Regions from separate parts of the Homo sapiens genome. Here region 1 is linked to region 2. Evidence: read pairs that join two places in POLR2A ChIA-PET (ENCODE). Cell type or tissue: CD4-positive, alpha-beta T cell. All regions are shown on one strand. Links, peaks and the distances in the headings refer to the core of each region. The heading gives the core; the rest is flanking DNA.

Region 1 (12,711 bases), core at 2,470-7,469, 200 kb before region 2:
TCATTTCGAAGAACATTTTTTCATTGCACTTAAATATGTAACTACCTGGTCTCATACTGTGCAATACTCATTCTGATACAGATGAGATGGGATCACACATTGGGGCCAGAATACAGTGTGCCATGTGGGGGCGAGACCTCGGAGAAGGCAGAAAGTTAACCCTCCAACCTCCCACAGACTGCTTCCTAGGAGGTGATGACCTCAGCTAGCAGTTGGCACATAGTTGGTTCAACCCTGAAAGAAATAAGGCCAGGGTACCGTGTCCGATGGTGCAAGTCAACATGCTGACAATGTGTTGAAATTTGACCCACTGTAACTATGACCCTTAATCCTTCATTACATTGGATTCTAACATATCATCTCTCTGCTGAAAGGAAGATGGGCTGATGAAAACTCAATTTGTAGAGAAAGTTTGGGCACTGTTTGCAAAGCTGGGGAGCTCAGTGTTTTGGGGAGCTCAGTGTTTTGGGGAGCTCAGTGTTTCATGAGACATCCATTTTGCTGCAGGACAGAGTTTATGAGGATACTTACAACAGTTCCATCTCTGGACTATGATAGGGATGAGGCAGTCAGCCTTCAGGCATTTATTGAAAATAGGGTTTGAGGATTTTTGAGACTTGGAACATCATTCTCTATATAAGCTACATGACTAAGGTGTCTCCAGTTGGTTTTGGCAGTATATACACATGGCTGTAGCATTGAGCCCATCTGCAGAAGGCTGATCAGATGAATCCGGAGGACAGGTGACTGCTCCCTGGGAGAGGGCTGGCACGCTTCTCAAGGTCCCTTAATCACAACTTCACAAAAAAGGGAAACTTACATCTTCAGCAACACCATGTACACTTTCCTGATGAAGCTGAATCTCTTACACACTGCAGGAACCAGGAAGATAAAGGTAATGAACCCCTGCCCAAGGGCTTTTTAAAACGCTAGACCACTGACAACCCCTCTGGGTTGTATTTGCACAGCAAGGCACTTGTCAAATGATGAAAGCAATGCTGGTGACAATTAACTCTCCCTTCCCACTCTCTTACTGCACTGCAACCCACTCTGCAGGATGAAAACTGACTTAGTGATCAGGCATCACTCCTCATCTTAATTTTCTATAATTCATATCCACATTATCACATTCTTCTTCCAAAGCAGCATGCTAGACATTTAGAAAGTATTTGTCAAATTAATTCACCTTACTATTTCAACAAAGCTTCTGGTTATTTTAGTATTAATTTTTATTTTATCTATTTTTACAGACAGGGTCTCCCTATGTTGCCCAGGCTTGTCTTGAACTCCTGGGCTCAAGGGATCCTCCTGCCTCAGCCTCCCAAAGTACTAGAATTACAGGTGTAAGCCACCACATCTGGCCTCGTATTAATTTTATTTATTTATTTACTGACAGGGTCTCATACTGGTTGTCCAGGCTGGAGTGCAGTGGCATGATCTTGCCACTTACTGCAGCCTCAACCTTTGGGGCTCAGGTGATTCTCCCAACTCAGCCTCTTGAATAGCTGGGACTATCGGCATATACCACTATGCCCAGCTAATTTTTGTATTTTTAGTAGAGACGGGGTTTCACTATGTTGCCCAGGTGGTCTCAAACTCCTGGACTCAAGCAATCCGTCTATTTTGACCTCCCAAAGTATTGGGATTACAAGTGTTAGCCATTGTGCCTGGGCAATTTTATTATGAATTTTAGATAGAGCTTATTTTGTGTTCTATTCCTAAGGTAATAATATAAAAACTAAATCAACATTGAAATTGATTTATACATATATCATTTCATATGGTGGTTCTTTTAGCTAAAGAAAATCATTATTTGTCTTAGTGAATATGTCTTAAAACATAAACGGAGTGTCTTTTCTCTCCTGTGCAGGTTTGAACTTGGATCTGCAGCCATAATGTAAAAATCCTTCCCCTATTTGTAAGTTTTACTCCTGAGACTCTATCTGATCATTCAGTCACTTATAATTTTTTTGTTTACTAATTTTATTTTATTTTTTAGAGATGAGGTCTCACTATGTTGTCCAGGCTGGCCTCGAACTCCTGGGCTCAAGCCATTTTCCTGCCTCAGCCTCTCAAAGTGCTGGGATTACAGGCATGAGCCACTGTGTCCATCCATACTCATTTTTTCATTCTCCAACGATGTGCTAGGCACTCACTGTGTACTATGCAAGGTCTGGGGACTCCACTTTCTTGGATTCAAGTCTCAGCTCTGCTGTCTACCAGCTGTGTCACTTGGGCTGGTTACTTAACCTTTCTGTGCTTTAGTTTCTCTATGCTTTAGTTTCTACAACTGTAAGACAGGGATACTGACAGTGCCTGCCTTATAGTAAAACCTTTGGAACAGGACCTGGCATTAAGTAACAACCAGTATTATTGCTGTTGCTACAAATATGAATAAAACACCACCTTTTTCTCCAAGGAGCTAACAAGTGACTGGGGAGACAGATGTTCAATATAAATGTTTACAGTGTCACCTGAGTACGTAACAGAGGTATTTGCAGGATGCTGGGAGGACAGGGCTGGAGCAGTAACTGCTAAGGGAATTAGTGTAAGGCTACTTAGAGGAGGTAACACTTGCCAAGTGTTGAGGGCTGAGTTGAAGTTCTTCAGAATAAGTAAAAGAAAGGCATGTCTCACTCCCTCATCATCTTCCGGCTTTTCCTCAAACGCCATTTCCTCACTGAGACCTTTCCTGGTCCTCTATTCACAATTGCCCTCCCCTACCACAAAACCAGAACTGGCTAGATGGTTTGCAGGGCCTAGTGCAAAATGAAAATGTTAGCCTCTTGTTCAGAGATTAAGAATTTCAAGTGACAAGAGAACATTAAACAAAGTGCAGGACCCCTCTGAGCATGGGGCCCTGTGCAATTAGTTGCACAGGTTTTATGCTCATGAAGCTGGCCCTGTCAATAACACATGCATGCACAAGTGCACACACACACACACACACACACACACACACACACACACACACACACACAGTTACCTATTCCCTGCAGTTGAAATGGACTCCCTGATTTGAGGAGGGGGTGATGGCATCCCAGGGTGGAGGTCAAACAGTAGACCACCATTTGACTTCAACTTTGGGCTGAAAAACATGGTCAGCCCACCAAGGTACTTTTTGATTAGTAAAAAAAGGAAAATCATGTAGGCTCAGTGAGCAAAGGCCTGACTCGAATCCCCATGATAGAGAGTCATGACTTGAATCAGTTAACAGACTCAGACTCCCTGCAATTATTCTCAGGAATTCTTGAGGACAGACCCTACCATAACCCACATTTTTGCTATGATTTCTCCTGTCACAGGGTTTTCCGAAATGTACTTGTAGTTTTTTCCTAAATCATGACTCAATACAAACTTTTTAAATTAAAAAACACCTAAAAAAATTATTCAGAAACTGTTGAGGCCAGAACCAAAACTATTATCACTCTCTCTGTGCGTGTGTATCTCTGTAACACTACTTTAATACAACTTAACTACCTTAATACAAACATAACCGGAAAACTGAAATAGTCCTTACCAACTACTAATTTTGACTTCTATTATTTGACTGAATTTTAGTTTGATGTTGTAAACTCATATGTTGGTTATTTACTATTGTCTCTCGGACTCACATCCACTTTTCTCATATTTCCCTCTTGCTGAGGCTGGGAGTTCAAAAACTCTTGTTTCCTAGGCTCTTTTGCTGGTTAACTTATTATCGGACCTGCCAACAGGTGCACAGGTGGGTGAGCTCAGAAGGTGGGAGGCATGAAGACGCTGTGGCTCCTTCTGTCTCTTGCTCTGTTTATCTTTCCTTTCTTGGCGGTGTGTTCTGGAAGTGGCTGCATCCCTGACTCTGTGGTGGAGTGTCCGGAAGGGGCTGTCTGCCCCACAGCTGCAGCTCCCGAGGCACCCGCCCCTCCACCATGCTCACAGGTCCCTTTCATCCCCTCCAGCCCTAGGAGTGGTAGATACTTTCTGCGGTCATTAATCATTAGGTTAGCTCTCCTTCCCTTTTCTGTTCTTCCAGTTTTCCAACACCTGTGTAACCAATTTCCTGTTTTATAGCCCCTCTATTTGAAACACCTGGCATGGTTTCTAGTTCCCTGACTTAACAATCCAATTTACAGACAAGGAGGCCAAGGCCCAGAAAGGTGAAGGGATTTACCCAAAGTCACAGGGCTGCCTGGCCAGGGCTAAACTCATGTCTTCCGACCGCAGAGTTCAACTCTCATGCTCCCTTTCTACCTGTTGCTGTTTCTCTGAAGTGAACTAGGAAAGAAATGCTATTTCATATGGAAACATGTTATTGTAAATTTTATTACTCTCTCTAAAATATTGTTTTATATAGCTCTATCCAAAGAAGTCTGGCCAATTGGATGCAGTACATCTTTTGGTATGCAGAAGGTGAATCTCATAATTGGTTCTATTTTTCCAGTGTCTGCATTCCTCCTGAAGGATGAAGATAACTGCTGTGTCCCTTTCCTGCTCAATGAAACTCTGCAAATCCTACGAAGCCCTTTTACCACATGGGGATTTGGTAAATTATCAGGCCTAGCTAAGTATTGGTCCTTAGAATCTAGAAGACAAAGCAGAAATGCCCTTCTGGCGGGGTGCCACATGGCACCAGAGCTTTGTTCCACAGTGGAATGGCAGTCGGATGAAGCTGATGTCTAGGGGGAGCGTTACGTGTCCCCTCTCTGTGATAGTCGGCTCAGAATGGTTATGGGGCTATATAATGGCTGAAACTGCCCCTTAGGTATTTCTTTGGTTGTTTCAAGGTTGATGGGAACAGGAGAAGGTCCCAAAAGCAAACATTCCATATTGTCTTTCCTGAGAACTGGCGACACCTTGGGTATGTGGAACCTTCGTTTCAACTGGGTGGTTTTGCCCATCTCATCTCACCTCCTTCATATGTGGCGCTCATAATTTTCCCATTCAGGTATAGATGGTTATATTTCCTAGGTTAGTGACAGGCAAAAGTCATATATGATACAGATACAAGGAACTATATTCATATTTACCCTAAAAGCATACGGTGAAAACAGAAAATCTCCCTTCTGAAAGATTATAAAATGAAGTTCACAGAATAATTTTTAAAAATCCAATTTCAATATAAGTGTAGGTCTTAAAATAGATATGAAATAGTAGTAATGTTTCACGTTTTTCAGTGTAAAATAAAAGTGAAAAGCATCCCACTCACTGGTAATGAAGTAGTAAAACCTGCATCAAGGTTTATGGTTTCATTCGAAAAACTGCCTCCAAAAGAAAATTATTTTTAAAAAGAAGATTTAGAAAAAATTACCTAATTTCCATTTTAAATGACCCTCTTCCCATTCCAGAAACCAGTGATTTTCCTAGGCGAGAATTTCTTGACTCAAGGTCTGGTTTCACCCTCTCAACCCCTCTAGTCATTTCAAACCAACTATGAACCACTTGATCTTCAACCAGAAAATACAAAACATTTTTGAAGGCTTCCAGTGATGAGAAGTTTGGCCCCTCATTAGCACCTTCTAATGGTTCTTCATGTTAAGTTTCAGGAATGGAAGTTTTGGCTTAGTCAGTTATGAGTTCTTACACCTTTCTTGTTACTCTCCTCTGAACCACACTGCCTGCGACTACACCCCTGGCAGATATCTGGATTGAATAAATGCTCCAATCATTGGTACAGAGGACACACTATCACCTCTCTCTGTCTATATCCTATTTTCTAGAAATGCTCAGATTTCACTGTCACTTATTATTTACAATTAACATCTCTGAGCTTATTTCCTCCCAGTATCTATTGATAAGCCATGTGTCCATTTTAACCTTGCAAAATCAAATTTTTGACCCAAGAGTGTGTACTTGTCTAGATACTCAGAAATCATTCCTATTATAAAAACTACTATTCAGTCAAATTTTTAAAGATCCACTTTCTTCTCTTTGTTTTGCAAATTACGATGCAATTTCTGATCTCTAGTCTTTTGACACTTTCCTTAGCTCCACAGTCCCTGAAAGATTTTGACCATAGCAAGTTGTATCATAATCATATTATTCCCCCTGCAGTTTGGGGGCTTTACTTCATCCAGTCTGGGAGCTTAGCATTTTCTTTTTGTTCATCTACCTAGGGCTTCCTTTCCCTTTTCCAAGTTTTTTCTCACTTTTCAGTCTTATGGTCATTCATTCAGTCATTCTCCTTGATGCACAATATAAAATTAACTCTGGGCTTTTTGCCATCCTCAGTACTACACAGTCAGCCCCAATGAGCAGCTGTTGGTTCCCTCATCTTTACGCTCCAAAGAGAACCACAAATTCATTTTTGTTTTCTGTGGTCCTCTTCGAAAGGTCTCCACTCATTTTGGGCTTGAGTTTTCTTGAACGCCTTATTTGTGGTTCCATACATGTTCCCATAGTTGTTCGTGTTTTTCCAGTGTTTAAAATAAAACTCTGAATGAAACACAACTGCTGGCACAATTTACCCTCCTTTTTCAAGAAAAGGGTCCTCATGTGAACTTTGTTTTGGACACTTCTAGCCCTCCTGAATCATCTTTCCCCACAGATGCATAATTTCTACCTTTTTCTTGTTAACATAAAAATCTGTTTAAAAATGTCTTGAACCCAAAATTATAAAACTCTAGAAGAAAACATGGGGGAAAAGCTTCATGTCATTGGACTTGGTAATGAGTTCTTGGATATGACACCAAAAGCACAAGAAACAAAAGCAAAAATGAACAAATGGGACTATATCAAACTTAAAATCTGATTCTATCAAAGGATACAATCAAAGTAAAAAGGCAACTCATGGAATGGGAGGGAATATTTGTAAATCATATACCTAGTAAAGGGTTGATATATAAAGAACCCCTATGTAAAGAACTCTCATTTAAAGAACTCCTACAACTCCCAACAGCAAAATATAAAATAACCCAACTAAAAGTAGGCAAAGGACTTGAATAGACGTTTCTCCAAAGACATACAAATAGCCAACAAACATATGAAAAGATGCTCAACGTCACTAATTAACAGAGAAATAAAAATTAAAACTACAATGAGATCTCACCTTACACCCACTGGGATGACTACTACCAAAAAAACAGAGTAACAAGTGTCAGCGAGGCCGTGGAGAAATTGAAATCCTTGTGCACTGTTTTATTTTTTATTTTTCTTGTTTGTTTTTGTTTTTAAGACAGGGTCTCACTCTCACCCAGGCTGGAGGGCAGTGGCATGATCATAGTTCACTGCAGGCTCAACTTCCCAGGCTCAAGTGCTCCTCCCATCTCAGTTTCCCAAGTAGCTGGGACAGGAGGCACATACCGTCATGCCCGGTTAATTTCTTATTTTTGTAGAGACAGAGTCTTGCCATGTTGCCCAGGCTGGTCTTGAACTCCTGGGCTCAAGTGATTCTCCTGCCTCGTTCTCCCAAAGTGCAGGAATGACAGGTGTGAGTCACTGCATTTGGCCCTTGTGCATTGTTGAAGAGATTGCAAAATAGTGCAGCTGCTATGGAAAACAGTATGAAGGTTCCTTAAAAAATTACAAATAGAACTACCATATGATCCAGCAAACCCAGTTTGGGGGATATTTTCAAAAGAATCCAAAGCAGGGTCTTAAAGAGGTGTTTGTACACTCATGTTCACAGCAGCATTATTCACAATAGCCAAGAAGTGAAAGCAACCCAAATTTCCATTCATGAGTGACTGGATCAACAAAATGTGGTAGATACATACAATGGACTCTCAGCCTTAAAAGGAAGAAAATCCTGTCACGTGTTCTAACATGGATGAACCTTGAGGACATTACGCTAAGTGAATTAAACTAATCATAAAAAGAAACTTCTGTGTGATTCCACTTATATGAGGCATTGAAAAGTAGTCACATTCTCACATGGACACAGGAAGGTGAATATCACACTCTGGGGACTGTTGTGGGGTGGGAGGAGTGGGGAGGGATAGCATCGGGAGATATACCTAATGCTAGATGACGAGTTAGTGGGTGCAGCGCACCAGCATGGCACATGCATACATATGTAACTAACCTGCACAATGTGCACACGTACCCTAAAACTTAAAGTATAATTAAAAAAAAAAAAAAAAAGAAAAGTAGTCACATTCATAGAAACAGAAAGTGGAATGGCGTTTATCAGGGGCTGGGGGAAGAAAAAGAGGGGGAGTTGTTTAATGAGTACAGAGTTTTGGATTTTCCAAGATGAAAAAACTTTGGAGATCTGTTTCACAACAATGTGAATACTTAAGAGTATTGAACTTATTTAACACTACTGAACTGTACACATAAACATGTATGGTAAATTTTATGTTATTTTTTTTAAAATCACAATAAAAAAGGTCTTGAAATATTTTGGACCGTACAAAATCTTCTTTGACTTCATGTTCTTTAAGATGATACTGCCGCTTTCTTCTAAAGATCTTCTCATGTGTACTCTTATTAATTCCTTTTAGCCAGATTACGACCCGAATAGCAGTTCTACCTTTGCATCTTCTACTTTCTGGAAGGTGGAATTGCCAATGTGGCAAATCAATAACCACTCAGGTATTCAACTACTGGTCGAGGAGAATTCTGGTAGCTATTTGACCTAATTCTGTACATGGGAATAGGAACATGGAACCTTTAATTGTCCTGACAATAGGACCCATAAACTCCTACAATATCAATTTTGCTCCTCTCTCTTCTAATCTCCTAGTGCTCTTCAGAGGGCCCCTGCCCTATGTTTCTAGATTTGCTTACAGACCTTATTAGATGTAATTCTTTTTTTTTTGAGATGGAGTCTCACTCTGTCACCCAGGCTGCAATGTAGTGGCACAATCTCGGCTAACTGCAGCCTCCGCCTCCAGGTTCAAGCGATTCTCGTGCCTCAACCTCCCAAGTAGCTGGGATTACAGGCGTGTGCCACCACACCTGGCTAATTTTTTTGTATTTTTAGTAGAGAAGGGGTTTCGCCATGTTGGTCAGGCTAGTCTCGAACTCCTGACCTCAAGTAATCCACCCGCCTGGGCCTTCTGAAGTGCTGGGATTACAGGCATAAGCCACAGTGACTGGCCTAGATATACTTTTGGCTCTGCTTGTCTTTCCAGTGGTTACATTTTTATTTTGAATATGGAATTCCTTCCCATAGCCATATTTCACTGTGATGTCCTTCTGCTTACCAGGTTACTTGGGTTCTCTGAGAAATTCTATTTATCACTGTGGCAATAATCTCCAAGTCCATTTTTACATTACTCCTGCTTCAACCATGAATAGACATTGGAGACTGTAACTTCTTGATTTATCCCATGATTTACCAAATATTTTACTTTCCTACCAATATCAAACTTGCTGGGTTCTGACCTAATTGGTATTATGAGTTAAGCAAGATATTCTTCTCTCTTCCTCCCCACTCCATCACTTTCAATTGAAAGCATGTGCCTTGTACACCCTAGAGTCTCAATAACTATTAGTTGAACTAAACCGAGCTAGCCCTAGTACTGCCCACTTGGGCAAGCAATTTGAATCCCTCTTTCACATGACAATCCATCACATATTTGAAGACATCTGTCATACCTGGTTAGGGAATTTTTTCTTCAAGAACTGAAGTCATATTTTCCACCTGAAATCAGAACTGAAGAACTGACAGATCACACGTCTCTTATGGAAAATATTATTTTCTTCTTGCCTCTGGAAGCAAGTAGCTTGACACACCACTAATCCTCCAATAGCCTTGAGAACCCAGGTGCTACCAGGGGAGGCCCACTGGTCTTTAGCAGGGAAAGCAATCTGACCTTGATACCTGCTGTCATTTGTCCCTTTCATTTGCAAAATAGGAATAAATAGGGACAAGCTGAAGACATGTAGGTAGTTAATATACTTGAAAGGCTTTTGAGAGAAAAGTACTAAAAATTCTGAAGATGTATGTATCAGCTTCTCAAGCAGAGCCCTTTCCTTGGCAATAGAAATGGTGTTACTGTGGCTTACAGAAGGAATAAAGCTACAGAGTATGCCTTATCAGCATGGTTGATACAGCAGCAATGATAGTATTTCTACAGTCTTTAGTCTCTTTCATCTAAGTCCTTTACCAACCATCATGTAACAAGCTGAGATATGCTGACTGGGCTACTCAAAGCTGTACAGTAAGCTGGGATAAAAATCATACATGGAAACCAGACTTTTTGCCAAAGGGACGATACACTTCTGATTTCTCCTCCCTTCTTGTGCTTCTGCAATGGGCTCTGCCAATGGAGAACAGTTAATGCTGATGCAATGCAGGCACCATCTGTGCTCTGTGAGGATTTAAACAGCAGCCATTAACACAAAACCCCATATGTGAATTGGACAATGGCTGCCCTGAAGCTACAGGACTCTCAGATAGAACATACCACTCTGTAGCTTTTAGGGATGCAGAAATTGTTATGATCCAACACCCACGCCCCTGAATAAGAGCATGAAGTCAGGTTTGTCAGTCACCCACTTCCCCTCCCTGCTTCTTAACTGAGTTTGAATCTTTTCTATATGTTATTCCTGTCTGTCAAGGGAGGAAATGAAACGGGAGCCGATACCATCTATCAGCACAGCCATGGGTGCCATTTTTACCTGAAGCCATTGGGTTCTTGTCCTGAAGCTTCCCCCAGGACACCAGGGTTCCAGGCATATAAATGACATTGACAGTGACTGGGTGCAAGCCTTTGCTGGGAAGAGCAGTGTGTCCAGGACTTCAGGTTGCTGGGGCATGAAGGCAGGGTCCTATTTATTTTTAATTTTTGTAGAGTTAGGGGTCTCACTCTGTTGCTCAGGCTGGTCATGAACTTCTGGGCTCAAGCAATCCTCCTTCCTTGGCTTTCCAAAGTGCTAGGATTATAGGCCGGTAGGGTCCTATTTTTGACAATGGTGTCATCTCTGGCAGCAGCAGAGATGCTGAGGCAGGGGAGAAAGAAATTTCTAACAATGACTGGTTGGTTGTGTCCAGTTTCTGTGGGGCTGAAACACGCTTTTCACACCAACACAGGGGATGGTAAGAAAAGGAAGTAAGTCACAGGTGCTTCAGAATGGTACCTTGGAGGCTGTTCTGGGCCATCTATTTTGAACATGGCTTGGGACTGTTATGAAAGACCTCATTATTTATAGCTCGTAACTGGGAAAACACCTTTTCTCCTAGAAATAAAGATATCCAAACTTCCTGAAAATGAACCTTTGGTTTTTGACAAATACCAAGTCTCAAGAACACCAGGTGTTCTTTTTCTGGGTGAATCAAACTATTTCTGAGTTTACCTTTAAGGATGTGAGTTAAAACACCTACAGCATCCCGGGTGTTCCAGTATTTGGATGGAATTTTAGTCACCGAGGTTGCAAATCAGAAACCTAAGAAACCTTAAGGAAAAATAAGCCCTCCAGTTTCCTTGCACTATTATAGCAAGAAATGTCTGGTTCATGGCAGGGAGGATTCATAGAGCTCATCCACAGTAGTTTAATGGCACCTTCCCAGAGAAGCGTAGCTTTGAAAACCTCAACTAAGCTAGCAGGTGTCTGGATGGCATCGTCATTTCTTTCTTTAACAAGCGTGGGAGGCCAGGGCTTAAGAATCTCTAGGTAGAGGCACCATTGTGGTAAAAATACAGAGACTCAAAGCAAAAGGGAAAACTAATACTGCTTTTATATCCCACTTCTGTGCTCATGAACTCTCCTCTCTGTTGATGCCATCTCTCCTCTCTCCTGCCCCTCCATGATCTCTCTGGATAGTCAATCAAAGGGAGGCTGGAGAGTCTCTGAGTTAATGCTTCTGACATGGACTATGTTTCAAGCAGCAACTCCCTGGTTTAGAAAGCAAACCTGATTCTCTCCTGCCTGGCCTTCCAAATTTCCCCCAAATCTACTCCCTTTTCAGTCTCATCTCCAGTTATCCTCTTGATCCTGACTCCTAGCCTTTTCTTTGACTTACTAGCATTTGCCCAAGCCATGACCACTGCCTAGATGCACTGCTGACTCTACTTCACCAATTCCAACTGTAAAATTCCAACATATGAAAACTGTGGAGGACAGGGAAGATGGTATCCACCAATGTGGAATGAAAGGGCCAGGGGAAACCCTGGCAAAGGAGGTGGCAATTAAACTGGACCCTCCCTTCTATGACCTGGACAATCAGCACTTGCTTACAGACCATCAGTTTGGGCATTTAATCACAGGAGGGCTGTTTTGCGTTGTTATCTGAATATTCCACTGGACCTGTCTTGATTAGAAATTCCTCAAAGTCAAGGACCAAGTCTTACACTTCTTACATGTCCTCTGCATAAATTCTAATAAAATCTGTTAAAAATCTGCATTGTGATGAAAGTGTATTTTTTTAAGAAGGCAATAACATTACATGTTTAGAAAGAATTAACAAAAGTCCACGTTTTCATGCTAGTTGGATGACAGTATTTAAGAAAAGTTAAATTGATAAAACATCATTAGATCACAGAAAGGCTAAAGCCATAAGTATTTTGTGTACATATGAGGCATTTTGCATAAATGTTACTAAATAATCAATGCAAAAAATTTACTTGAGCATTCACTGTGCTGGATGCTGAAGTGAACTTGAAAGAAGCAAAAAATGTAGTTTTAAAAATCTGTCTTGGGCTGGGCACAGTGGTTCACGCCTATAATCCCAGCACTTTGGGAGGCTGAGGCTGGCCGATCCCTTGAGGTCAGGAATTCCAGACCAGCCTGACCAACATGGTGAAATCCCATCTCTACTAGAAATACAAACATTAGCTGGGTGTGGTG
Region 2 (12,711 bases), core at 3,989-8,988:
AGATCTTTCCACTTTTTGGCATTCTATCAGTTTGGAACAGTTTTATAACCCACACCATGGCTACAGAAATCCTATGCGTTTTAAAACTGACAAATGTCATCTTCTGAATGTTGTCTTTTCCTCCTTGGAATCATTTCGTGTGTCCCTTTCCTGAAATACTGACCCTTTCCTGCTATATATTTTATTTTTTTGAGACAGAGTCTTGCTCTGTTGCCCAGGCTGGAATACAGTGGTACAATCACACCTTACTGTAGCCTCGACCTCCCAGGCTCAACTGACCCTCCTGCCTCAGTCTCCTGAGTAGCTTGTACTGCAGGCATATACCACTATGGCTGGCTAATTAAAAACTAAATTTTTTTTGTAGACACAGGGTCTCACTACATTGCCCAGGCTGGTCTTGAACTCCTGGGATCAAACGATGTTCCCACCTTGGTCTCCCAAAGTGCTGGGATTACAGATATGAGCCACCACATCTAGCCTCTGCTATATATTTTAATTAATTTTATATTATCTGCTCCTGCCATAAGACAGTAAGATCTGTAAGGGTAGGAACTATGTGATTTTCAGTTTTTCTCTGGTTGACTACCACATCTTGCAGACACAGTGGACACCAACAGAAGGCATACTCCTAAATCTGTAGTGTCCCAACTCCAACTTCCTTATGGCTTTTCAGTTTTAAACAAATACTTGAGTCATCTTGTATTTCTTAAGTGCAAATTTTCCCTATGTCTTTATAGTTCAGACAGAGAATTCAACTATCAGCCAATCTTGGTGAATGAATTCTTTTACGATTTGTTAATTACTTTGTCCTTTTTTCTGCTAAAAGCCTACATTGAATTACTTCAACTTTGCCTCAAAAGAGGACTAACAAATTGCTGAATATAATTTGCACTTTAAACAATAAAGCTATTAATGGCATTTTAGCAAGAACACCCATTATTTTCTCTGCAGCAATAAATCAGCATTTCATCTGTTATAAATTGCTTGGTCAGCTTCAAATGGCTTTAGAATAAATCTCTTTCTCCTTTCTGCCTCTGCTGTCCATGACAAAGAAAGGAGGCAGAAGGTAACCCTGTGTTCTGCATTCCCGGGCATATAATTTTCATGCTGCACGACTCTATAATTTATTTCTAGCGATAAGCATCTTGTAGTGCTACACTGGCTGCATGCTCACACATGTTCAAATGCACACAGAAAGACACAGGTAACTCTTCAGCAGTAATGCTGAAATAAAGAGGCTTCCAGGTGAAGGGCTCAGTGACTGTGTATGGTAAAATTTTGATGCCAACTGCATATTTTAGTAATAGGGCAGCTGTAAATATAAACACAAATGTTCTAATAATCAGACTATTTTTCAGCCCCACCTCCAAAATATGGGTAAATTCCACAGGATGATTAGATAAGGCACAGGGTTATCTTGTTAATATTAGGCTATTGTACATTCACATTTCTGAGAAATATACTTAATAAGTTTTACTTTTTAAAAATCATTTTCATTGAAAGTCTTGAATGTAGCATAGCATCACAAAGTAGGTGCCTAATAAATATTTAAGTGAATGAGTTAACAGAAGAATGCCTTTCATTTAGTCTGCTTAATGCTTAAGTCACGTTATTTAGTGTTATTCATTCATCACAACTAAATACTAATATGTCATCTATATTTACTACAAGCTAGTCCCTCTTCTCTAGTTTATAATTTGCTGATACTTGGGGGTTATGTTTACTGTCAGTTATAGCGCTAACATTTCAAACATAAGGAGGACTTTGTGAATATTACTATGGATAATGGTGATTAGCTGCTTTTGGCATCCTAGGCAGAGTGAGAGAAAACAGACTTAAGCTACAGCATGAGGGATTCAAGTTAGATAAGAAAGAAAGCGTTCTCGTATCAAATCTAATTAAGCACCAGAGTAGATGAATGAAGGGAGCTATGAAACATTCTTTCTTGGAAGTTTTTAAAAATAAGACGAAATCTCATCAGTACATATATCATTAAGTATGCTCCTCCATGAAGATAAGGAGGAATTGGTTCTAATATTCTGTGAAAGGCAAGTATATTTATTAAGGTTATATCTAAAAATATAATTTTCAGAGTATGGCCATTTCATGTAAAGTACTGGTATCAATTCATAGTCAAGATCATGAATCACACGCCCAAGTGGTGACTTATAGTTCTTTCATTTACTAGGTGACTCTGGGCAAGTCACTGTATATCTAAGATCCAGATTCTTTTCCTAAATAAGAGTAATCCTGCTTCTAAATACTACTCCTCAAAATAAATTAAATCAGACCTTGTTGGGTAAGTTATATTCTGAATAAATAAGCAGTAGAAAATCTGATTCCTTCAATTTCAAGTCATTTCAATACTATATTCTCAGTTAATGTCCTGAAACAAATAATCTATATATAAATAAGAGTTTTTCTTTTTATCACACTAGTAACAATTAGAAAAGAAACACTAACAGATAAATTTTAGATTGTGGCAATTAAGTGAATAGCAATCTGATAGCTATAGGATTTACCTTCAAAATCCAGGCACATTCATGTATTTATACCAATCTCTCTCCATGCTAATATTCTTACAGAGGAATTTTATTAAAACATGGCTGAATCTATCATTTCAGTATTCCCAGGCACAAGGCAGTGAGGAAATAAAACACTCCTTCTATGTTATGGAACCTAGAGAAAATAATTCTTTCCTAACCAGTGGGGTACATTTTCCTCCTTGAGGTTCGTAAGACAAATTTTGAAAAAATCATGGTGCAGACTATGTAATTTACGCTTAAAGTATTGTAACTGCTTTTGTGTTAGGATTCATATTATGAGAAAATTCACATATATTACCCTTTTACGGCTTGGTTATAGATCTATTTTGATTATGGTCATTGGAGCCTAAAACATCCACACCCTAAAAAGAACATATCATTCCAATCTCTATCTCTTTTAAAATAGGGACTTTGGGCTATAGCATGTTTTTCTCAATAGCCCAACTCCCTACTCAGAGATACTACTATAAAAGCTGTATTTTGGCTGGGAGTGAGGGAGGAAACAACCCTAGCTATTTGCAGAGTAGAATTGCAGGTTCCATTGGCAAAAAAGTGCCAGAAGTAGAGGAAATGCAGGTTACAAAGCATACAGAGGAAGAGTGACAGATGAGATGAACAAAATTGATTCATGGAGAGAATCAGATCAGGACAAAGGGTAAAAAAGTCTCAAGAGCCCAATCACGTCAAAAAGATCAATTTTTAGGAGAAGTGTAGTCAATAGTGTCTTAAAACAAAATTAGAAGTGGAAGCAATTTTGAAGGTCATTTGAAGAGTAATCTACTCCTTTTATAGATGAGAAACTGAGACCTAGAAGGAGTAGGTGACTTTCTCAAGGCCACTCTATACTAGGAGGTGACAGACATGTGCTGCACAATTCAGAATAATGAGTGGTAGGTTCAGAACCCAAAAAGTTCATAATGAGCCAGGGTAGCCCCCTTCCTCTTTAAGGGACCCTCTCTCTAAGCGCCCCAGCCTTGCTCCCAAGGAGCACTGCACCTTCTGAATCTGGTGAGTGATGGGGAACAACAGGCCAGGAAGGGAGGAAGTATATCTGCCAATGCTCAAAACGTGTTCATTCTGATGGCCCTAGTTCTAGCCTGCCTTTTGAATAGCACTGCGTTAGTCAGTACTGGACAGGAAGCACAAGTGTTACTTTGGCAGGGTCCTGTCCGTAGAAAGAGACCCACTGAGAGCCTCTTGTGTACAGCCACAGACAATGGGATAACCCACATGCTGGCCCCTCCCAGTCAGCTACCAAGGCAGACTGCGGAAAAGGGGACAAACTGGCAGGAAGAACTTGAAGCAGGCTCAACCATAAGTCAGGTTGCACAGCAGACATGAGGAGAAGGGGCACTGCAAAGGGAGAGCTAGGGATCATAAATCCAATGCTATTTGAGGCGGAGTGTCTGCGATCTGTAATTTATATGGATATAATAAGCTCCATGCCTAAGACACCGCAGCCCCAAACAACCACCACCAAAACACAAAGCACATGTTTAAAGGGGTGAATTACCCAAAACATCAGGTTTCTCCACATGGCTAGACTAAGAAGGCTGCAAAATCTATCACTGTTATGGGCTGGAAAGCCAACCAGGAGAGCCTTCTTAGGACTTCTAAAGGGAAACATTCTGGATGAACCTCTTGGTCTTGTAAGAAGGGAGGCTAGTTATGTTTAACTATAAACACATGGCAGTAGGTGTCAGCGATATGTTCCATTCGAAGACTATATAATAAACATCATTTTTGGAAAAGGAAACTAAACTAAGAATAGATAACCTGAGAATGCCATGCAAGGGCTAGAGCAACTTCCCATCCTTTTGCAAGCATTTAGCAATCAGGTTTCGCCTTTAGCTGAACTCCTTTCATTTCATGCAATATTTAATTTATACAGAGATGATTCATTTGCAATAGTAAATCATCACAACATTCTGTAAAAACAACAACAATAACAAAAGACTAGAAATATAGGAGGCCTACAACAAGCACCTAATTTAAAACTGCAGCCTCTTCCTATCCCCAAATTGGCCCTCCTCTTTCCTGCTCTGTTTTTAAATTTTTTTCCTAGCAATTACCACCTTCTAACTTACTATAATTTGCTTGTTTATTGCTTATTTTCTGTTTTCCTCCAATAGAATAGAAGCTCTAAGAGGGCAGCAATTTGTGTCTGTTTTGTTCACAGACACATCCCATGCATTGAGAACAATGCCTGGCACAAGCAGGTGTGCAAAAATGCTGGCCGACTAAAAAAAGTCATGGATGGGTTGTCAATATTGCATAAAGTCCTATTCTCAGATGACAATTGAGGTGGCCTCATCACTAACTACAAGAGATTTTTTTTCCCCAATGGAAATCACCAAAGTTTTAAAAAAGATTGGAATTCCAAGGTTAGTGAGGGAGTTCCGCTATCTGATGAAGCAGTGACTCACCTGAAAAGTTCCAGGGGACCTAATCCCAATGTGCATGGGGCCCAACCTCCTGACCAGCCTTGCATATCTGAAGGTGGGGAGGGAAACTGAGGTAGGTATCGAGTGGTGTAAAAAAAACGCTTCACAAGAGTTTTTCTTTATAGCCTTACAATTTTAATACTTTTGTATAGCACTTCCCAGGCATAAGCAACACTTCCACTGCATCTTACTCTACTTTCATAACAACCCCTGTAGGCAGTAAGAATTATATTCTGAATCTTGGAGAGTGTGCTACTTGCCCAGGGTGGTTGGCCAAAGTGGGACTGTTCCTATTTTGGTTTAAGAATGCAAGTTTTTGGGTTACAAATTCAGTCCTTTTTCTACATGGCATGGCCAAAAATAACATTCTCAAAGATGGGTTACTTAGCTGCCCCACTCTCATGGTTTACTTCAGGGGAGCATTGTACAAAAATGGGTGATTGTCTAGTTTTCATTGCCAATATGCTGGGAAATAAAGAAAATAATGAGAGAACACCAAAGTTTCTACTACCAAACAAGTAGGCATTTCAGGTGGTCTTTACTTAGGGCCTTGCATTTCTTAGGCTAAGTTGTGTTATATTGAGCTGAGGTGGAGGACTATGAAAAAGAAAGGCAGCAGATTTCACAGGGACCATTCAAAGCCCTGCAGGAACAACAACAACAAAAATGCTATGAAACAACACGGAGTAACTCTTGCATAAAAATGGAGAAAAGTAGGGTCTAAAATACATGCACCAAAACCCAAAAAAGACATGGAATACATGACCCAGGCGGCCCTGAAAATCTCATCCTCACACAAAGAAGAACTGTGCAGCATCCAGAGAGAAGAAGGGATGGTAGCTGGGGAGATGAGACCTTTGGAGAATTAACTACCAAAGGGGATGAATCAGCTCACGTCTGACAACACCTACAGATTCTGTCAAACCTGCCGCACTCTTCAAGAGCTTCAAGGCTCACAAACAGGAAATTGCTGGGTATGACTTAACCTGACTCTCAACCTCCTTAGAGAAGAGCTTGCCCCAAAAAGGTATGAACAAAGTGCAGAGCCAAAGGGCAAGAGGTGAAGAAGAATACGAGCTCACATTCCAGGTGTGGGGCATTTAGTGGAAGGAAACACTTTTCGAAACATATGAGTTATTTGGGATTTAGCATTGGGCTCAATGCCAATCAACATATTCACTTGGTAGACCAACACTTCACAGAAATGAGAAAAGAGAAAACAATTACAAAGGAACTCTAAGGGCACAAAAATTTGTGAAGAAGTGAGATTGGGTTGTTAATTTATTCATTCACTCATGATATTCTGCATCAGATTATTTTCAGAAGCAAAAAACTTTGAATTGACCTAAACAGTAAGTAAATTTATTATTTTACACGACAGAGTTGCCTGGAAGTAAAGCCAACCCAGGACTGGTTTAGCCCACAGCTCACTGATATCCTCGAGGGCCTGGGTTCTTTCCATCTTTCGGTCCTATTTTGTAGGTTCCAGGGAAACCCATACCGCTGTGCATGAGCCAAGCTGATGACCAGATCTTGTATATCTAACAACAAATTCACCCACTGGATCAGGAACTGGGGCTGGGACCAGCTGCCCGAGCAGATGGCCGCTTAGAGGAGAGGAAATACTCCAACCAAATCAGGGTTGCACCAGCTAGAAAGGGGCTAATGGCCATTGAGTGAGCCCCTGGAGATATCCACGATGGTCATTTGAAAGGTATTCATTGAGCACCTACTATATGTCCACTCCTGTACTGATCACTAGAAACACAGAGACCAGGAACTGCCTGCACATAGACAATAATGAGGAAGGCAGACATTAATGAAATAATTATACAAATAAAGATAAAATTGCAACTGTATTAAGTGCGATGTTGGAAAGGTATGTGGTGTCATGAGAGCGTTAACTGAGGGGGAGGTGATGCCTCTCTGATGAAGGGATATGGAGCTGCTGGGGAAGGGGCATGGAGAAACATTTCAGACAAAGGGAGCACAAGCAGTGGCCAAGTAGAAGGATGGGGTATGGCACATTCAAAAACTGTCCCCAGATGGAAGACAGTGAGGGTGAGCTTGGAGTAAGACGGAGCTAAAGAGGTAGGCAGGAGCCAGTCCATATGAGTTGTATACAACAGAAGATAAGATTAACAAACATCTTTTTAAATTTTAAAAATATTAGACCATTTGTTCACATAAAGTTTTACACAAACAAAAGCTCTAAAATGCCTTGGTGCACAATGTAGTGTGACTATCAAATGGCCATTCCCCTTCCTTGCAAAATGCATACTTCTAGCCATTTCACTTACACTATCTCATCGAGAAGAAAGGCAGGTGTGGGAGGCAAGGCACAGGTAGACCCAGGAGCGGGGTTGAAAGATGAAGCCACACAGTCATAACTGATTGGGACAGGAAGAAAATAATTAAAGAGGCCAAGCTAGGAAAGGGACATCAGGAAGAGCGTGGCTTTGAGACAGGGTTGAACAGGATCAGGGGCCTGGGCAGGGGCTTCATGATGTGTAGTAAGTAACGAGAGACGGGTGGTTGAGCTGGGGGATGGGAAAAGACCCAGGAGCACAGGGCAGAGTCCAGAATTTACTTCCCTCTCCTATTCTAGGGAGGTAACGATATGGAGATGGCAGAACTCAGTCTCCCTCTGTGTCTTCTTTTGGTGGGGGGGGGGCACTTACTCACATAGCAAGAGGTTACACAAAACTATTCAAGGGAAAGTGCCACAAAGTCCTCTCTCAGCAAATGAAAATATGCTTCAGAAATAAACAACACTGCCACTCCCTCATGGGGCTGAAAAATATCATCTCTTAATTTGATTTCTTAGCACTAATAAACTACATCATAATCTCTCAATAGCTGAGTATAAATGGTCGAATTAACCATCTTCTGCCCTTCAAATACTTAATTTCCATGGTGACTAATTATGCATTTCTTTTACCACATGGATGGGCAAGTAACTAAATGGGCTCTATCTTCTAAAGCAGACATTTAACGTGTGACAAAGTCCTCTCAGATAAACTTGTCTCTTTTGAAATGAGATAACTAATTACTGGGTAAGACAGCAGAATCGTTTCCCTACTGGGAAATCAACTACGTGGTCTAGTAGAATGAAAGGCACGGACCATGGCAAATCAGGTCTGCAAAAACAGTAAACAAAACAAGCCAACAGAACAATTAACACATGTGGAAAAAGCCAAATACAGTATCCACTGCACAGCTGATTTGATTTTAAGACAACTGAATATGTGTTTCAGAAAGAAAGGGAAAAGAGTGAAAATATATGGAAGTATAAGAAAAGAAACAAAACATCCTAAAAGTAAAATAAGGCAACTAAAGGCAAAGGAAAACTTTTATATACGCAGACCTCATAGACTACACAAATCCCTTTGTCTGCATTCTCTAGAGAATTAAGAAATGGTCACTATACATATATTTTATTGCTCAGGAAGGAAGTCCACATCTCTTCCAGAATTCTAACTATTAAATACACAAAGCATTGAGCCATGCAGATAATTCTCTTTTCAAAATAGGGACATAACCTATTTTCTCTAGATCAGATGTAGCTGGCTAACTGAGAGCCCATAGCTATTGTGGTAACCAGGAGAAAAGGAAATGGATGATTAAAGTAAATCTAATTCAATAAGCTAGTGACATTGTACTGTACAAAACTGGGGATGGGAAAGAGGCGGATACAGGCCAAAGGAGGAATAGTGCTTATTTTGTTCCTTTTGAATTTTATCAAATTGTGTATATATTTGTGACTTTTACCCTAAGGAGCATAAAAAACTGACAATAAAAGATTATCTGAATGGAACATTGGTTTTTGGTAAGTGTCAAGCACAAAAGGAATCATAATTTTTTTCAACGAGCTTTCAAAGTATGTATGCTCTTGACATCTGCTGATAAGCTGCAGTTTCCTCCTAAAAACTTAAAGCTTCTCTAAATTCAACATAAGCTTGCTTTCAGTATCTGCAAAATATATGTGGATAAAATTGAAGTTTTCAAAAGGGAGTTACCATAGAAACACACAACTCCCTAAAAGAGCAGTCCATCATCTCTTAAGGGGAACCGTCATCACAGACATGTATTCAGTATCTCTCTGTGCACGTGAGGCCTTAGACAATACACAAAGGACAGTCAGCACTTGCACACTGGACAAATACAGAAATTAGATAAGCCAAGTCCTTACTCTAAGTAAGCAAGGCGGGGATGAGGCCCTTTGTGTATGTGCATGTGTGGGCTGTAGGGGACAGGAATCATGTGAGCTGGATCCTGTGATGCAGCTAAAATGCAGCCATCATAACATTTATTTAAAACACAATTCTATAACAATCTGGCCAGTGCACACAGTTATCACTATGGACTGTTTTCTGTGAATTCTTTTAAAATGAGGATCTAAGTACTAGAAGCAGCACGTACAAAAATAGTTTTATTTTTACTAGCAGAGTAGACTCAAGCTAAAAATAAACTAAATGGGAATTTTGTACTGCAGACTTTTCAAAAACAGTGTCTGTATACCTAAGACAAACACCACCTCTTAATTAGAAATTTCTGTAAAGCATTCCAAAAAGGCCACACTATTTTCAGTCAGACTATATGGTTCTTCAGACTTGGTTTCTCTTGAGACAAAAGAACCCCATGGAGACGACATCTAAGTTGGAGTCTTCACTTAAACCACTTATGGTCTTTATGAAAGGATTTTTGGGCCAGGCACGGTGGCTCATGCCTGTAATCCCAGCACTTTGGGAGGCCGAGGCCGGTGGATCACGAGGTCAGGAGATAAAGACCATCCTGGCCAACATGGTGAAACCCCATCTTTACTAAAATACAAAAATTAGCTGGGCGTGGTGGCGTGCGCTTGTAGTACCAGCTACTCTGGAGGCTGAGGCAGAGGAATTGCTTGAACCCGGGAGGCGGAGCTTGCAGTGAGCCGAGATCGGGCCACTGCACTCCAGCCTGGCGACAGAGCGAGACTCCGTCTCAAAAAAAAAAAAAAAAAAGGATTTTTGCCCTTAAAGAAGCCAAATCATTACACAGCCCTTTTACAATGGGACAGATCTAACTGGAAGGAAAAAAAAGATATACTTTTAGGCACTGTGCCCCAAAAAACTCAGCAATTAAAGTTTGGGATTAAAAAAAGTTAAAGCTATCTAAACTGAGGTTTGTATAGAAATGTGATTATTTTTGCAGGTGTATTATCTGTGATTGGTACTAATGATTTGCAAATCATATTAATGACCATAATAATGATATTTTTTCTAATGAAACACAGCACTTTACAAACATTAAGTATTTAATCCCTGTTAGGTAAATTACAGCTACTCTTAACCACATCTTACAAATGGTAATACTGATATCACTATTCATGATTTGCCCCAAATCACAGATGACTAACATCAGAATTTATTTTAAATAAATATAAACAATAAAGTACACATGTGCTTATTTGCATGTGTGAGTATACAAAGCATCATGATTAGGCATAGTTAAGCAACTGATTAGAAAGTCATTCAAGGTCTCACTTAAAAACCAATCAAGTTAAATCTAGGTAATACAGGCCTAGTACCATCAGTTGGCATTATTCTGGGGAAAAAAAATATCAGAATGCTTAGCAACTCAGAATGCTTAACATCCTACCTTTCCACTGCAACCTGTAACAGACAACGGCCAGTGGCCCACAATGCCAGTGCCAACCACAGACAGGATGGATGGCTCTGGAACCATTAGAAGGCACCATTCAAATAGACAATGGTACCAACCAGCGTCTCGATGGTGGTTATAGGTCTGAAAATGTGTACTAAAAGAAGCGGAACCTCTGGCCGATGAATTTATTTGGATTTCATGGCTATTAGTACTCTGACTTCCACATAACCTTTGAGATTCAGACTGAGCAGGAGTTCCTCAGAGAAGCTTCTCTGAGCCCTGAGCCGGACCCAACAATGCTGCTCCAGAGAATGTCTTCAGACTCCACCCCAGAGCTTCTTCACGATTTTTGGACACTGGCTTTCTTGAAAGCTTCCCAATAGGATCAAACTTCTTAAGGGCAGGAGCCATACTGTCTTGTGCCTGGACAATGTTTATAAATTGATGGAGCTTTATAAATGTTGAATAAGTCAATGAGCATAGGACTAAATTTATTTAAATTACTAGTGCTCTCATCTATCAGAAAATTTGTTCTTTCGGTGAATATATAATTAAAATGGTGTGGGTTAAAAGAAAGTTCCTGATTATCACAAAAAATTCAGAGACCAGGGCCAGGTGTGGTGGCTTATGCCTGTAATCCTAGCGCTTTGGGAGGCCAAGGCAGGAGGACTGCTTGAGCTCAGGAGTTCAAGACCAGTCTGGGCAACATAGTGAGACCTTGCTGCTACAAAAAATTTTTTAAAAATTAGCTGGGCGTGGTGGCACACACCTGTGGTCCCAGCTACTTGGGAGTCTGAGGTGGGAGGATCACTTGAGCTCAGGAGGTTGGGGCTGCCGTGAGCTGTGATCATGCCACTACATTCCAGTCTGGTCACGAGAGCAAGAACCCTGTTTCAAAAAATAAAAAATAAAATAAAAACAAAAAATTCAGACACCAGAGATTTGTCTACTAATATGCATTTTAATTTTCTAAGGACAAGCAAGCAAAGAATGATCATGATTTTCTGAATTTAAAATCCAGGGGTGAAGGAACTACCCAGACATCTCTGATGCTGCCCATTCTTTTATCTTGAAGGAACACTGCTCTGGGCATGACAGATGAGGATTAAGTAATTACGCTACACACTCTGGCGTGTGTCTCCGAAATCTGCAAACACATCTAGTGCTCTGAAAGCGGACTTGTAGTTGGTTTTTTAAAGATGATAAAGAGAACTTTGCTACTCAAATAAAAATAACTGATATGGCCTTCAAATTTTCCTAAGTTCCCGAAAAGCTTATTTTTCCTAAGTGTACCCATCTCAGATAAAGGCAGAAATCACCCCTCTCTCAATACAGTCAACTTCTCTAAAGATGATGCATACAAACACACCAGACTTTGGCAGAATTCTCTAGCGGAGATTTAAAAGAAAATATCTCGTGGCAGTAGAGAGTCACATGAAGACTTCCAACAGCTCAGACATTCTCCTTCTACACAAAAGGGGAAAGGCCCTCTCTGTAGCAATTGTTTGATAAACAGACCACAGTGGCGTTTTTTTACTTCTCCTCTGATATAAGTGAAAATAAGTCCTTGGTACTATGTATGGAAGGCAGGTAAAAACAATGAAGTGATAAGTATTTACAACACAGATTTAATTTATCTACACCAAAATTTTAAAGATTTTCTGCTTTAAGTAGAGTTATCCTGCTTAACATCCTGCCCCACTAATTTTTATTTGAATTTGGAAAAAAGTCAAATGTGGACCCCTAAGAGTACATTCATCTTTTCAGAAGCAGCTAAGCCCTGATTTTTCAAAAAGCATTAATCTAGACTATTTTATAAAATTATAAAATTGATTTAAAAATATTTTAAATCAAGACTAAAGGTAGATGATATCTTCATTGTAAAAAGAAAAAGATACTATACATTCCCATCCTGTGAAATTACAGCCAAATTTTATCCATTCAGGATACTTTGGGAATGAGGCGTTCTATACAGCTTAGTTTCCCAGAGAGCTGAAGGGCTCCAAAATTTTCTTAAAATAGAAATATTTCTAAAATGTACCATATATCTGTGCTTCCACGATCACAGTCTAAGA

The links. Peaks named below come from ENCODE experiments on the same cell type or tissue, not always from the same donor. Only the 100,000 strongest peaks of a DNase experiment are listed, where the experiment ranks them.
Region 1: POLR2A ChIA-PET joins it to region 2 with 5 read pairs; 2 of 35 experiments call an interaction of 5 or more read pairs at or near these places.

Annotation. Positions count from the first base shown.
Region 1 is chr6:89,956,167-89,968,877 of GRCh38, forward strand. All of the region lies in intron 6 of BACH2 (BACH transcriptional regulator 2), which reads right to left. Among named protein-coding and RNA genes, the nearest start is that of GJA10, 68 kb to the left of the region's middle. In CD4-positive, alpha-beta T cell, for the core only: no CTCF peak of the experiment used is centred there; no DNase peak of the experiment used is centred there.
Region 2 is chr6:90,151,112-90,163,822 of GRCh38, forward strand. The region is part of intron 4 of BACH2 (BACH transcriptional regulator 2); the gene reads right to left. Among named protein-coding and RNA genes, the nearest start is that of BACH2, 140 kb to the right of the region's middle. RefSeq lists enhancers at 5,325-5,469, 5,503-6,702 and a cis regulatory region at 5,397. In CD4-positive, alpha-beta T cell, for the core only: no CTCF peak of the experiment used is centred there; a DNase peak (open chromatin) is centred at 5,940; H3K27ac peaks cover 1,039 bases.